Linked DNA regions of Mus musculus: region 2 is linked to region 1. Evidence: chromatin contacts called from ENCODE POLR2A ChIA-PET data. All regions are on one chromosome and are shown on one strand. Each heading gives the region's core, a stretch centred on a gene start or an enhancer-like site at or near the end of the contact. The rest is flanking DNA. Distances are from core to core; before and after follow the strand shown. Region 1 holds the start of Arhgap45 (Rho GTPase activating protein 45). Region 2 holds the start of Sbno2 (strawberry notch 2).

Region 1 (6,332 bases), core at 1,952-4,451:
AGGCCCTGAACAGGCCACGTGTGCAGGGTCCTAGCCTTAAGTGGGGGGACCCACATCCTGCACTGTCCTCTCACCTCGGGCGCGAGTCTGGCAGCACAGGGGGTCATGGTCCAGCGCTGGATGCAGAGTCCCACAGACACACATTGCTCAGTAATGTATGGAGGGACAGAACGCTAGTACGTGGTCAAGGGACCTGGGTCCTCAGTGCCTAGGAGTTCTTAGGGGGGGATAGCCGACAGCCAAACCGGCTTAGGCCGGTCATCAGGCCCCGCCTCTCTCTGGGAACAACCCCACCCCTCATATCTCCATAGGCTAGCTCAAGGGCTGTTCCCTAACCACAGAGGAGGAATTTGACTGGATGTGAGGGTGGGGTTTTCAGGTAAACTGAGGCTGGGAGTTGGATGCTCAGGGCAGAGGAAGGCTTCAGAGAAAGAGCCTTTGAGGGTCCTGTGTCCACCCCCAGTTGTAGCCTTAAATGCACCGGAATCTCTGGGGACTCTGTTCTTGTCCTGTTTTAAAAAAAACCCAGGCCCAGAGCCTGGTACACGCAGAGCACCAGCGCATGTCCTATACAGGCTTGTGGGTCACAGTTAGCTGATGACCCCACGCATGCGGACCAGGTCTCCAAGGATGCCTGGGTAAAGAAAGGCCGGAGATTAAGATTTCCCCAGAAAAGCAGACTCAGCCTCCACCGGGGAGTCCAGATAAGCCCAGGGGCTCTCCAGGAGGGAGTGGCCTGCACAGGCTCCTGGGTGAGGGCAGACCCAGCCTCCACCTCCCTGGATCTCTCTGGATCTGTGGGAGGGAGTGACTGGGAGGACTGGAGCTGCGTGCTGGGCACAGCTCTGACAAGTGGTTTCCGGGGAGCAGCGGGGGGGGGGGGCGGGGGGGGCTGAGTCTGGTGCCCGACCCATCTCACTGAGCTGCCAGAGACAAACAGGAAGGAGGTGAAAATAACTCTGGAGGAAACGGACGGAGCCATCATCAACTGCATGCAGGAGAAAACGGAACGGGGCCACTCACTTCCAGTACCTCCCGTGGCCTCTGCTTTAACACCTTCCGTGTTCTGCAGTCCCCCAGTGCTGCAGCCAGGGTCCTTCTGCCTCTGCAGCCCTCTGTCCTCACACAGTGCTCCTTACATACAACCTCAGTTTCTATGTATCTGAGCAAATGCCTAAGACATTCCCCCTGTAGGACCAGGCACGCCAGCAAACTCCTACACATCCTTCAGAACTTTAGTTGACACATGCACTTCTTTTCATCCTATTTGAAACCTCCTCATATCCCCCCCCCGCCCTTTTTCTTCTTCTACCTTTTTTTTTTTTTTTTTTTTTTTTTGGCTTTTCGAGACAGGGTTTTTCTGTATAGCCCTGTCTGTCCTGGAACTCACTTTGTAGACCAGGCTGGCCTTGAACTCAGAAATCCACCTGCCTCTGCCTCCCAAGTGCTGGGATTAAAGGCGTGCGCCACTTCTCTCTCTCTCTCTCTTTCTCTTTCTTTCTTTCTTTCTTTCTTTCTTTCTTTCTTTCTTTCTTTCTTTCTTCCTTCCTTCCTTCCTTCCTTCCTTCCTTCCTTCCTTTCTTTCTTTCTTTCTTTCTTTCTTTCTTTCTTTCTTTCTTTCATTCTTTCTGAGTCAGGGTCTCACTGTAATTCTGGCTGACCTGCATAAGACTCAAGTGTAGACTCACAGAGATCCTCCTGCCTGAGTGCTGGGCTGAGAGGCTGCCCACCTCCTGCCCTCCCTCCGTGCTGCTCTGAAGATCCTCACCGTCCTGCAGCACACACTCCTTGAGCTTCTCCAAGCCCTCAGCAAAGCGGGCCACATCCGCCAGCAGGGTTGAGATGTCTTCTACGCCATCAGGGAAAGCTCCCTCAGTGGGTAACTCTGCCGGACTGGCCGCAGAAAGGGGGCTTCGGTACCCACGGCCCAGGGTCCAGGTGGCAGTGCCCGAGAGCGGGAAGCCTGCTGCACTGGCATGGCGGCTCAGGCTGGTGGGTCTTTTGAGTGTCCCTGTGCCCTTGGCTACCGTGGACAGGGATGTGGCTGGTGGCTCCAGGCCGGGAGCTTCTGTCCAATCCTTCCTGGGCAGCTCCTAGGTATGCATAGGGAAGAGGAGTCAAGGGGATCCCCCATCCCAGACACTGCCTCAGTTTCCCCAGAAAGTCCTCACAGGGGTCAGAGGTCAGTGGGCAGAGAATTTTAAGCTCCCCCCCCCCCACCTGTTACCCAACATCCTCCTGTCTATAGCTTTCACAAACAACCGTCCCTACCCAAACCACAGCCAGAGGCGGGGCCTGTGGGGCACAGGAGGGAGGGGGCACCCCACTTCCTGGTGGGGGTGGGGAGGACTCTTGTGAGTCTCTAACCCTGTAGCCACCCCAGATACCTCTACGGGTGTCCACTTTCTAAAAACATGGATAACTTCTGTGACCTGAAAAGATCATCAGGCTCCTGTGTCTCAGGACACCCCCAGACCTAGTAGAGGTACCCCTAAACCTCACAAATTCTCAAAAGCTCAGCAGGCAGCAGCAGGTCCTGGAGAAACTTGGAGACCCCCCCAATCTGCTCTGTACACCTGCACCCCAGTTCAACACCAGTTCCCCATTGGCTTTCAGAACCCTAAAATTGCCCAGACCCCATATTACAGTGTAGTCACTAGACTCCAATACCAGTTCTACCCACTACCCACAACCGTCATTGGCACACGACGGGGACATCCCTCATCAAGATGGGTGACTTGGTTGCCACCCAAGGCCATCCCTACCTACCGTAATGCGGCCTCCTAGGTTCAGGCCACTCCTTGTCGCCGGCCATTCTGCCTGGTGTGGACTATAGCTGGCCCGGTTCCCCCAGCGTGGACCCAGCATGGTGTTGTAGTTGCATGCTATGCCCATCAGTGACCACAGGCTGTGGGTGTCATCCTGGGTCCCCACCCGCTCTGTGCCCCACTCACCCCTGAGGAGGACTGCGGGTTGGGGCTCCCCGCGCGGTTCTTTTTGGAAATAGAGGGAGTTTTCATAAGTTCTCGCTTCTTCCGAGAGAACATGGTGGAGTCAGCCCCAGTGGCCCTAGGTGAGGACAGGCGGGCAACGGCAGGGTGGGAGTCTGGGGGTGGTCTCAGTCCTGCAACTCCTGGTGCAGGCTGTCTCTGGACCACATTGCTCAGGGCCACCCCCTCCCCAGCTGTCAGAGCCACACGTGACTGGCTTGGCTCTCATTGGCGCATAAGTCTCCTACACAGGAAAAGGCTCCCCAGCAGAGGGAGGGAGGTGACACCTCAGATCCGCCCCCAGTGTGACTGTCCCAAGTGTCAGCTCTTATAGGACTCTGCACACTGACTCTGACACAGGTTCCCCACAGCAGGCCACCTTCCACTTGCAGCCTGTGTCCTGTGTGGCCACCCGATCCAGGCATTAGCTGACTCTTGCTTGGGACATAACATACAGTCAAGAAAGGCAGTGTCATGTGTATACTGATATGAAAGACCAGAGAGGAGGCTGAGCAACAGGTTCACACACAGATCAAACAGACACCCCCTGAGTCCCTCACCATGCACAGGTGACCCCCCATTCCCTATAATCACCAGCCTTACAGTCTTCTGGGGACCATAGGACCTGAAGGTGCCATGCCTGGGTGGCTTCCATCCAGCAACCCAGGAGCTCCACTGCCCTGCTGGCCTCCACTTAGCTCCCACTCCCACTCTGCCCTCTATATCCCAGCTCTGAGCTTCAGGTCTCAGGATCCCCAGAGGTACTATTTAATAATTTAGACACCATGTCCCTTAACCATCCCAAACTCCACTGACCTCAGGCACACTGGGTGGCTCTCGGGGACACAGCCCAGAAAGGCCGCAGCCTGCAGTACCTAGGCCCGCTCTCCAAGCTCTGGTCCAGCCACAAACCCAGCCGAGGAGCCCCTTAAGGGTCCCGTGCCTCCCACTCATAGTTGGATGGCTGGGGGTGGGCTTGGGAGGTTGTCTCAGGATGAAGACTGGCTGGCTCTGGGGTGGGCTTCTGGTCCGGTCAGGCCAGGAAAGTACCAGGGTCCTCTATACCGTCTGGAACATTCCACAAGCCTGACCTCATCTCTACTTCACGGTCAGAAACACTCACAAGTCCCGCCCTTGGGTGTCAGACCCACATAGGTACATGCAGGTCAGGATACGTGTGACTGGACACCTGGGAAGTGTCCGTGTTGCAGGCAATTCACAGCAGGACACACGCGCATACTGTACATGTGATAGTGTATGGGACTGTACAGAGCTAAGACTCCTAAAACACAAACTCAGCCGTGGCCTCATTCTCATTCTAGTTTCTTTTTATTTCCCCCAGAGCCCAAGGCTTTCTGGGAGCCAGCGTATGGTACAGAGATCCTCTGTCTGAGCTTTGCCACTCAGTCCCAAGGCAGGCATGCTCAGATCATGGTCTCCACAGAGCTGGGGTCTTCCAGGAATCGGCTGACACGTTTGGGATGCTGCCGGCCAGGTTTGGAAACCTCCTCTTCTTCAGCCTCCTGCCGACTGCTCTCTTCCTCTTCCCCTTGGTCTTTGGAGAAATATAGGAACACCTGGCAGGGCAGAGACATGGAGGGGGCAGAAATGCATGGGGTGGGGGTAGATGTCAGCCCAGGGTCCTGAGGCACCTCAGCTCTTCCCTTCAAACCCTTTGATGGTGCCCGAAGTCACCTCCTCCAGAGTGGTCTGGCTCACAGAGAAGTCCTCCACACCGTGGGCCCTGCCCTGGGCAGCCAGCTCCCTGAACACTCGTGTCAGGGTGCATCTGCCCCCCGGTGGCAGTTGGAAGCGCAGACGGCTGCCGTGCACCTCCCGGAGTTCAGCCCCAGGGAATGTGATCCTGATGAAGGCTATCGCCGGCTCAGGCTGGTCCGGTGGGACCCTTAGAGTCAGTGTGTGGCCAGCCCCGAACCTGGAGGGGACAGGACCAGGGATGCAGGCCATGGCCCCTATTGCTCCTCGAAATCTCGATACTCCCTACTAGACCTGTCCTTGGCCTGTCTTGGACACCTGGACCCAACCCAATTCCTTCTCACCCTACCCTGCTGCGAGCCACGCCCACGAGTCTAAGAGACTACGCCCACTCAGAGGACCTGGCACACCTGTATCGAAGGACAGACACTCCTCACCTCCCCTGGACTCCATCCAAAAAGCTCCTCTGAGCACTTCCACCTTTCCAGGCTTCCCTCATACAGTCGGGCTCTGCCCCTATGGTGCATATGGCCCGCCCCTATCTTCTAGCCCTAACCACACCCACAGCACTCTTCTCTTCCCGCCAGTCCATCCTGCCCTGCTCACCTGCCTTTGAGATGCTGAGAGCTTCCCAGACAGCGGAACCGCCCGTTCACCATGATGGCCAGGCGCGTGCAGAGCGCTTCGCACTCCTCCATGCTGTGGGTGAGAGTGTGAGCACAGCTGGCCCAGCCTGCCTGCACGGGGACCATGCTCTGTTCCACCCTAGGGACCTCACCGGGTTCAGGATCACCTCATCCTGCGAGGTGGCCAGAGTGCGACCCTGGGGCTCACCTGTGCGACGTGAGCACTACGGAGCGGCCCTCGCGCACCACGGACAGCAAGCTGTTCCAAAGAAATCGCCGCGCACTTGGGTCCATGCCTGTGGTGGGCTCGTCCTGCAAAGGAGATATGGACTCTGGTGGGACCGCAGTGACAAAGCCTGTCCACTGGGACTCCGTCCTGTGTAAGCCAGAACACACTTCAATCAGACCCCACTCTGCTTAGGTAAAGCCCAAACGAAGCTAGATTTTGCACAGCTCCCCTCCCCGTCCCCCATGGCCTCCAACAGCTCAGACCCCAATTCACCAAGGCTCGGCCCCAGTAACTCCCATTCACAAACCACTCAGATCCGGTCTTCACGCACCAGAAAGACCACAGCTGGGTCACCAACCAGAGCTAAGGCTGTCGCCAGCTTCCGTTTGTTGCCTCCGCTGTAGGTACCCGCGGGTCGGTCTGCATAGCTAGGAAGGCCCAGGCGCACCAGGCCAGAGAGCGCAGTCTGCAGAACGGAGCCAGGTGAGCGTGGGCGGGGCCATACTGAGAGGGATGAGGTCCTGGTTAGCACAGGGACCGGGCATGTTCACCTGGGCAACTTGGGCCTCGGGCACCCCGCGCAGGCGAGCAAACAGTTCCAGATGTTCCCGGCCGGTCAGCAGGTCGAAGATGGCATCAGACTGGGGACAGTAGCCCATGCTGCGGTGTGCGGCAGACCGCTCCTGGGCCACGCTGGGGTGGGGACAGGAAGCTAAAGAGCTTACAGGCCACCCACGCAGGATTGCATGGGTGTCTGCAGAGAGCACAGGA
Region 2 (6,567 bases), core at 751-3,250, 86 kb before region 1:
GCCATGTCCAGGCATGGGGCACACGCCTTTAATCCCAGCACTTGGGAGGCAGAAGCAGGCAGACTTCTGAGTTCGAGCCAGCCTGGTCTACAGAGTGAGTTCCAGGACAGCCAGGGCTACAAGGAAACCCTGTCTCAAAAACAAACAAACAAACAAACAAACAAAAACCTGGGCCATGGACTTAGAGCCAGGTCCCTGTTGCTTTCTGAGGCTGACTCCTGTGTTTCCTTGGAAATCCCCAAATCTGACTAATTCCCTAGCCATCCCCAGCTTGGCAGATTCCTTCGGGCTGACAGGGCTAGATACACCCTGGGCTGGGCAAACTGCCCCCATTTGAGGCAAGATTATCCACTGTGACTTCATGGCTTCCCGTGCTGGACGTGTGGCAGAGGTCACTTCCATGCCTTTCCTTAGGTGACCTGGGACTAATTTCAGGATAGTCCTCTGCCTCCATTTCTTCCCCTGGGGAATGCAGGTGACACATATCTCAGAGGACTAAGGTGAGAGGGAACTGGATTCTTGGGTGTGGGACTCAAGCCTCCTAGTGGGTCTCACACTTCCAAACTCTTTATTCTGTGTGTGCGCGTGGGGGGTGTATGTGTTTGTGTACAGTGTGTGTGCGCGCGCATGCACGTGTGTGTGTGTGTGTGTGTGTGTGTGTGTGTGTGTGTGTGTGTAGGTCAGAAGTTAACCTTCAAAGTTACTCCTCAGGTACCACCTGTATTGCTCCCTGAGACTTGGTCCCTCCTGGACCTGGAATGTGCCCACCAGGCTAGGAACCCTCCTGCCTCTGCTTCTGCAGCACCGGGATGATCATCTGAACCCCTGCCACCACACCTGGGCTTGGGGATAGAGCTCAGGTCCTTAGCACTTTACCCCAAGCTGGCTGCCCAATCCACTATACCAGGCTTTTTTATTGTTGTTTGGTTTTCAAGACACTGCTTCTCTGTGTAGCCCTGGTTCGCTTTGAATTCACTGAGATGGCCTGTTTCTGCCTGCCCAGTGCTGAGATTAAGTTAAAGGAGTGTGCCACCACTGCCCGGCTATACCAGGCTTTTAAACAGCTTTTCTTTTTATCTAGATTGTCTTTCCTTTTGGTCTCTGTGAAAAACTCCTGATTAAACTTAAAATCCAAGTTTCTATAGCCTTACTGCTTAAGATCTCCAGTGGTATCCTTAACTTTATGCAGAGACTCCTGCCTGGGTCTCCTTCCCTGAGGACAGATAGTCCTGATTTCCTGCCCCTTAGACAGGGGTTTTTTGGGGGCACAATAAAGAGCCAGGTTCTCATCTGGGATGGTGGCACATGCCTTTAATTTCAACACTTGGGAGGCAGAGGAAGGAAGATCTCTGAGTCCAAGGCCACGCTGGTATACAGAGGGAGTTCCAGGACAGCCAGCTACATGGAGATAAAACAGCATCCATACAGTTCATTTACTTATGGGCAAATCTAATCTCAGGGTTGCAGGACACAGGCTTCTGAATGGTGGTGCCTCTGGGCCTGAATTCATGATACCCAGCTGGGAAGGGGATGGTGACTGAACTGGCTTTAGCCCCACTGAGGCCATTGCCCTAGGTCTGGACTGAGAAGGGAGACACGTGAATTAGATCTATAGTGGGTTTTAGAGATTGGACCAGGCATGATGGTTTATGCTTTTAAGATCAGCACTTGTAGAGTTCTGGTGGATCTTTGTGAGTTCTAGGCCAGACAAGGCCACATAGTGAGACTGTCTAAAAAGAAAAGAAAATAGGGCTTTTAGATAGTTCTAAGGGAGCGGAGGATGGCAAGGGTGTGAGAGGTTGGTGGGGTCTGATGTTGCAAGTGTGCCAGGGCATGTGCAAAGCCCTGAAGGGGAAACTGAGGAACGATCTACAGCCCAGCAAGGTCAGGCAGGGGACAGAGAAGGGGTCCAGCTCCCTCAAGTAGCAAGAACTGCCCGGCCCCAAGAGGCCCCGCCCCTAAGGCCGCGCCCCTTCGCAGAAGCGGAAGTGCGCGCCGCCGGCAACATGGCGCCCAGAACCCGGAAGTGAGCGGCGGCCGCTGAGAGGCTCCGGGAAACCGAGGCGTCGCGGGCTCAGCGATCAGGTCTGAGGTGAGGCGCCGGCCCGAGACGCCACTGTGACCCTTTCGCGATCCCCACGCGACTCGTGCGGCCAGGCTCTGGTTCCGGGCTTCTCGCGGCCGTTCCTTGGCTGCAGGGTGGGAGCGGACGCGGAGGAGGGTGCCGCACCGCGCGCGACCTCTGACCCTCCCCGCGACCCCCCTGACCCCGCCCCCAGTCACGACCCCTGTGCGCCCCATCTCTCTCTGTGAGGCGAGACCCCACGTTCCGCGTGGACCTCAGTCTCGGTCTTGCCCCAATAGTCCTGACCCCACGTCCGGCTGCGACCCCTGCCCCTGCCCCAGCCGGTGAGCCTCTTGGCTGAACTCCCCCATCTCCGGGGACCTCTCTCTCACTCCTGCTTTGACCCAGCTCCCAGGGAACCCCGACTCCTATTGCGACCTCCATTGTCCGTCTTTGACACTGACCCCAGTTTCCTATGACCCCCACCCCCCCACCCCCTTTCCTTTTGGCTGACCCGGATTCCCGCCTCTGGTGGTGAGAACTTCCTTCCCTGAAAATCTTGTCCACAGCCTGTCACTCCTGGCCTTGACTCTGGTATTGGGTCTTTGGAGGTACCCCTCATTCTTTTCGGCACCTTGATTCCCATACAATCTACTTTGAACCTTGACCCTAACAGACCACCACCCTCCCATCTACAGTTGAACCTTAACCTCACCTTGGGACCCCTGTTCTCCCAGTGAACCTTAACCTCATGCCAGGGACCCCGTCCTCCTAGACCCAGGACCTTCCCTCTCCTGAGACTCAGGTTGCACCCCGGGAACCTTCTCCCGCAACTCCTGCCCTTGACCCTGGTCCTGGGAGGGAACCCCAACCCCCACCTTGTGCCATGATCATTTGACCCCAGGCTCAGTCATGACCCCCTAACCTTTCTTTTCTGTTGTTTTCTATCAACTCCTGTTCAGTGTCCTTTTTGACCCCTTTCTTTTTCTTGTGGTCTTTGACCCTGGTGCTCCGTGAGGTATTTTTGTCCCTTCCTACCCAACTTGGTGTCTTTAGCGTTGAGGGTTCTCAGGACCCCTGGCTATCAAGGAGTCTCCTTACTGGGTTTCCTGGGTGGATGCCCAGACCTGGCCCCACCATTGGTCCCAGCCACGTCTCTCAAGTCTCCTCTTCTGGTTTGGGTTGGGGGAGTGTGTAGTAGAGAGTGACTTTGAAACCACATCACCAGGGAGCTAAGTGGGGGAGAGTGGGTGCCACCACCCTAGGTACTAGAGATGCACTAGAGGGACACAGCTGAACTAGCCTGGTGGTGAGGGAGGGATCTCAGGGTGTCTCCTCAGATGTCATGATTAACGCTCTGAAAAGTTAAAAAAAAAAAAAAAAGGCATGAGTGTGTCAAGTGTCTGGGCCATCCCCCGGCTCTGCTTCCCGGAATGCCTGTGAGTCCCTGAGTCCCGCCCGCTCGGGAGCGGCTGCCTTCCTGCCTTGGCTGTCTGGTGCGGGCCACTGAACCCTGTGATTGGGGAGTGACGGGGAGCCTGGCCTTGGGGGTGGCACGACTGCTGGTGAGTTTTCCAATGTGGTAAAGGGCCCCGAGGTACTAAGCTGAGCTGGGACCCCAGTGAACAGGTTAGATGAGGCATTGCCTGGAACCTGGCCTGGTTGGGACTGGCTCTGTTGTGTGGGACTGGGGACATTTGAAGGAACAAGGGGCATAACCTGGTGCCTCCCTCCCTGCAATCAGCCGTGCTAGGGACCTGATCCAATAGCAATCAATGGCTGGACTCTGTATCTGGGAGGCCTGGCTAGCTGAACCCCCAACTTCTCTTGGCCCCTCTCTACAGCCCTTGGGCCCAGCTTTGGATTGTCCCAGGACCTGGCTCCTACAGGTGGGCTGCTGAGGCTCTTTTCAAGTTGGGAATGATGAAGGCAGGGACCTGCCAACCCAGTCCTGGGTATGACAGTGACAGAGAGGCACCTCTGTGGCCATCAGTCAATCCTGGCAGACTTCTGCTCTGCTCCCACCTTTAAGGAGAAACGGGCACACGCTGGAATGGGCAGCCTGGCCCTACCAGTGGTGGCTTCTCTGGGCTCTGGACTGTAGGCAGTTTCCTTCCCTGGGTGGAAGTGGATGCAGGCACATAAGAGGGAACTGAGGCCCAGAGAGCTCATATGCCTGCCTGTGCAGTCCTGACACCAGGGCCCCTTGAGCAGGGCCAGTGGGAAACACTGGCCAAGAAGCGGAATAAAGAGGTGACTGTCCCTGCTGTCCCTGCTGCCTCTCCCGACCCCCACAGGGTGAGATGGACTGCTTCCCTGCTAGGGATGTGTGTGACAGAATCTAAAATTATGAGTGGGGAGGTTTGAATGCGGATAAAGGTCTACATCATACATTGTCAACATGGCCCCAGTCCTGTATGTGCCATCCAGTGAATTGTGTGAGCACAGTCAAGTCTACGCTGTGTGCATGTGTGTGTTTGCATGCCAAGTGTACTTCTCAATCACTTGTGAGGTTCACCTGTTGGTGCTATCAATTGTGCAGTTTGCAGCTCCTTTCACTGCTTCCATAACTAAGGGCCCTATGGTAATGGGGGGGCAGCATGGAGGACAACCTGAGGACAAGGTCACCTGGTTTATCCTGGCCTGTCCTCAGCACACTCCCACCCTGGAGCTCCAAATCTACCACCTGCAAGGGCTTGGGGTGAGGAGCTGGCTTCCTTTGGGACCATTGTTGACTGTGGCTGCCACCTCTCTGGTTGCTCTGCTTACTCCCCGGGAGAGGTGGGCACCTGTTTTGGCTGGTTTAAGGGATTTCAGAGCCAGGACGTAGTTGAGACTTTTGTCCTTATGCTTGTGGGCATCTCGTGCTTAGGACAGTGTGGAGAGACCTCAAGGACATTGTGTTCAGAGATACAGACACAGAAGGCCACACATTCCCTGTGGTGGGAAGGATCCAGAGTCGGGAGGAGGGTTTGTAGGGCCTGGGGCAGGGAGGTTGGGATGAGGTAACTGTTGTGTGGACAGGCTTTCCTTTGGGAAGGGTGTGTGTGTGACATATTCTGGAGCTATGTAGAGGTAATATTTGAATGACTTAGTGCGTTGGAAACTCTGCAGATGAACTTGATACCTGGGTATTCCAAAACAAGGTGGGTTGTGCACCTCCGAAGCCCATGCGGTGTGATTGTAAGGTTGGGAATGAGTCATAGGTCTGGCCCCTAGGGACACTGGAGAATGTGTGAGAACCTTGTCCTGGGCCCCTTAGATGAGGACAAGCACAGTGGCCTATATGGCCGCAGCTCAGCTCTTTCCGTGGTAAGGACTCTGTGTTGGCAACTCTGAAGGGGCCGGAAATGACTGGAGGTAGCCCTAGTGTCAACTGTTGTCCTGTCCTCTTGCTCCCAGTAGTGGACCCTGTGTGATCAAAGGGACAGAAATGGTCCCGCTGGTGTATGAAGAACAGCCAGCCAGCCATGCCTGGGGCTGTGTGCTGAGGGTCTGGGGACAGCAGAGATATCATATGTACTGGGGAAGATATTGGCTTGGCCGCTATGTGTCCACACTGACCACAGGGAGATGGATAGTGGGTCAGATACAGCACTCCTACGTGGCTTCAGAGCTGTCTGTCTGCCTTGTCCTCCCTTGCCTCCATCTTTTGTCCCTAGACCTTGCTGCTTTTTTCCAGACTTGCACCCCCACATCCATGTGCAGCTGTGCTGTGGTGAGCAGACTTACAGGTCTCTCAGACTGGCCCTATCCTGGCCCCAGTACAAATCCAGTATGGAGTGAAACTGAAAGGGGCGGTGGCTGGGATGGGGCAAGGTCCTGCCACATTTCGAAAGTGACAGTGCAGGACCTGGAGGAAAACGCTCATTTGCCTTTTCCGGAAGTCCCCCACCAATGGAGGGTCAAAGGCTGCAGATCCAGGCAGGACAGGTTGAGGGTCCTGGGAGGGCAGCAGATCTAGGTCTTTATGATGGTGACTCATCGTGACAAGGGTGGGGTCACTGTACCAGGCGTGCCAATAGGTCAGAGAGAAAGTCCCTGATGCTAGAACAGCAGCTATATATCCCAGTTGCTCTCGGGCCATTCTGTAGCCCCCGGTGGCCTTCTGCACATCAGGAAAACCAAGGGCAGTGTGGTCCCCTTACTCTGTCTGCAGCTTGTGGAGAGGGCAGTGTTTCTGGTCTTTGCTACTTTTCCCACCCTTTATCTCACTCCTTCCCCCTGTTTCACTCCCTATCACTAGATAGGAGAGAAAGAAGGATGGGGAGTGGGGAGAGCCCTAGATCTAGCTTCTCCTTCCAGCATGACTACCAACAACACCCATCCCCGCTGAACAACCACCAACTACCAACCCGCCTCTCAGGTCCTAGCATGTATATACCCTCTGAAAAGTTCCCAGAATCCCAAACACCTCACACTCCCAGAAACTTTCTGCAGCTGGCAAAACCGTGCCTCTGCTAGAGCAGGAGGCAAATCATAATCAGCTGCTGTGGACAGTC

What was found. ChIA-PET counts read pairs that join two places held with the same protein, here RNA polymerase II (POLR2A).
Region 2: POLR2A ChIA-PET joins it to region 1 with 10 read pairs in embryonic stem cell. The contact joins the promoter of Sbno2 here to the promoter of Arhgap45 in region 1. POLR2A ChIA-PET finds 5 or more read pairs at or near these places in 4 of 5 experiments (Patski and embryonic stem cell).

Annotation. Positions count from the first base shown.
Region 1 is chr10:80,013,541-80,019,872 of GRCm38, reverse strand. Arhgap45 (Rho GTPase activating protein 45) reads right to left here and starts at 3,201. Exons shown (of 23, transcript NM_001142701.1): 1 at 2,955-3,201; 2 at 1,769-2,093. The coding sequence starts at 3,047. Abca7 (ATP-binding cassette, sub-family A (ABC1), member 7) reads right to left here. Exons shown (of 47, transcript NM_001347081.2): 42 at 6,113-6,254; 43 at 5,893-6,027; 44 at 5,541-5,644; 45 at 5,313-5,405; 46 at 4,686-4,926; 47 at 4,301-4,567. The coding sequence ends at 4,415.
Region 2 is chr10:80,098,135-80,104,701 of GRCm38, reverse strand. Sbno2 (strawberry notch 2) reads left to right here and starts at 2,000. Exons shown (of 32, transcript NM_183426.2): 1 at 2,000-2,092.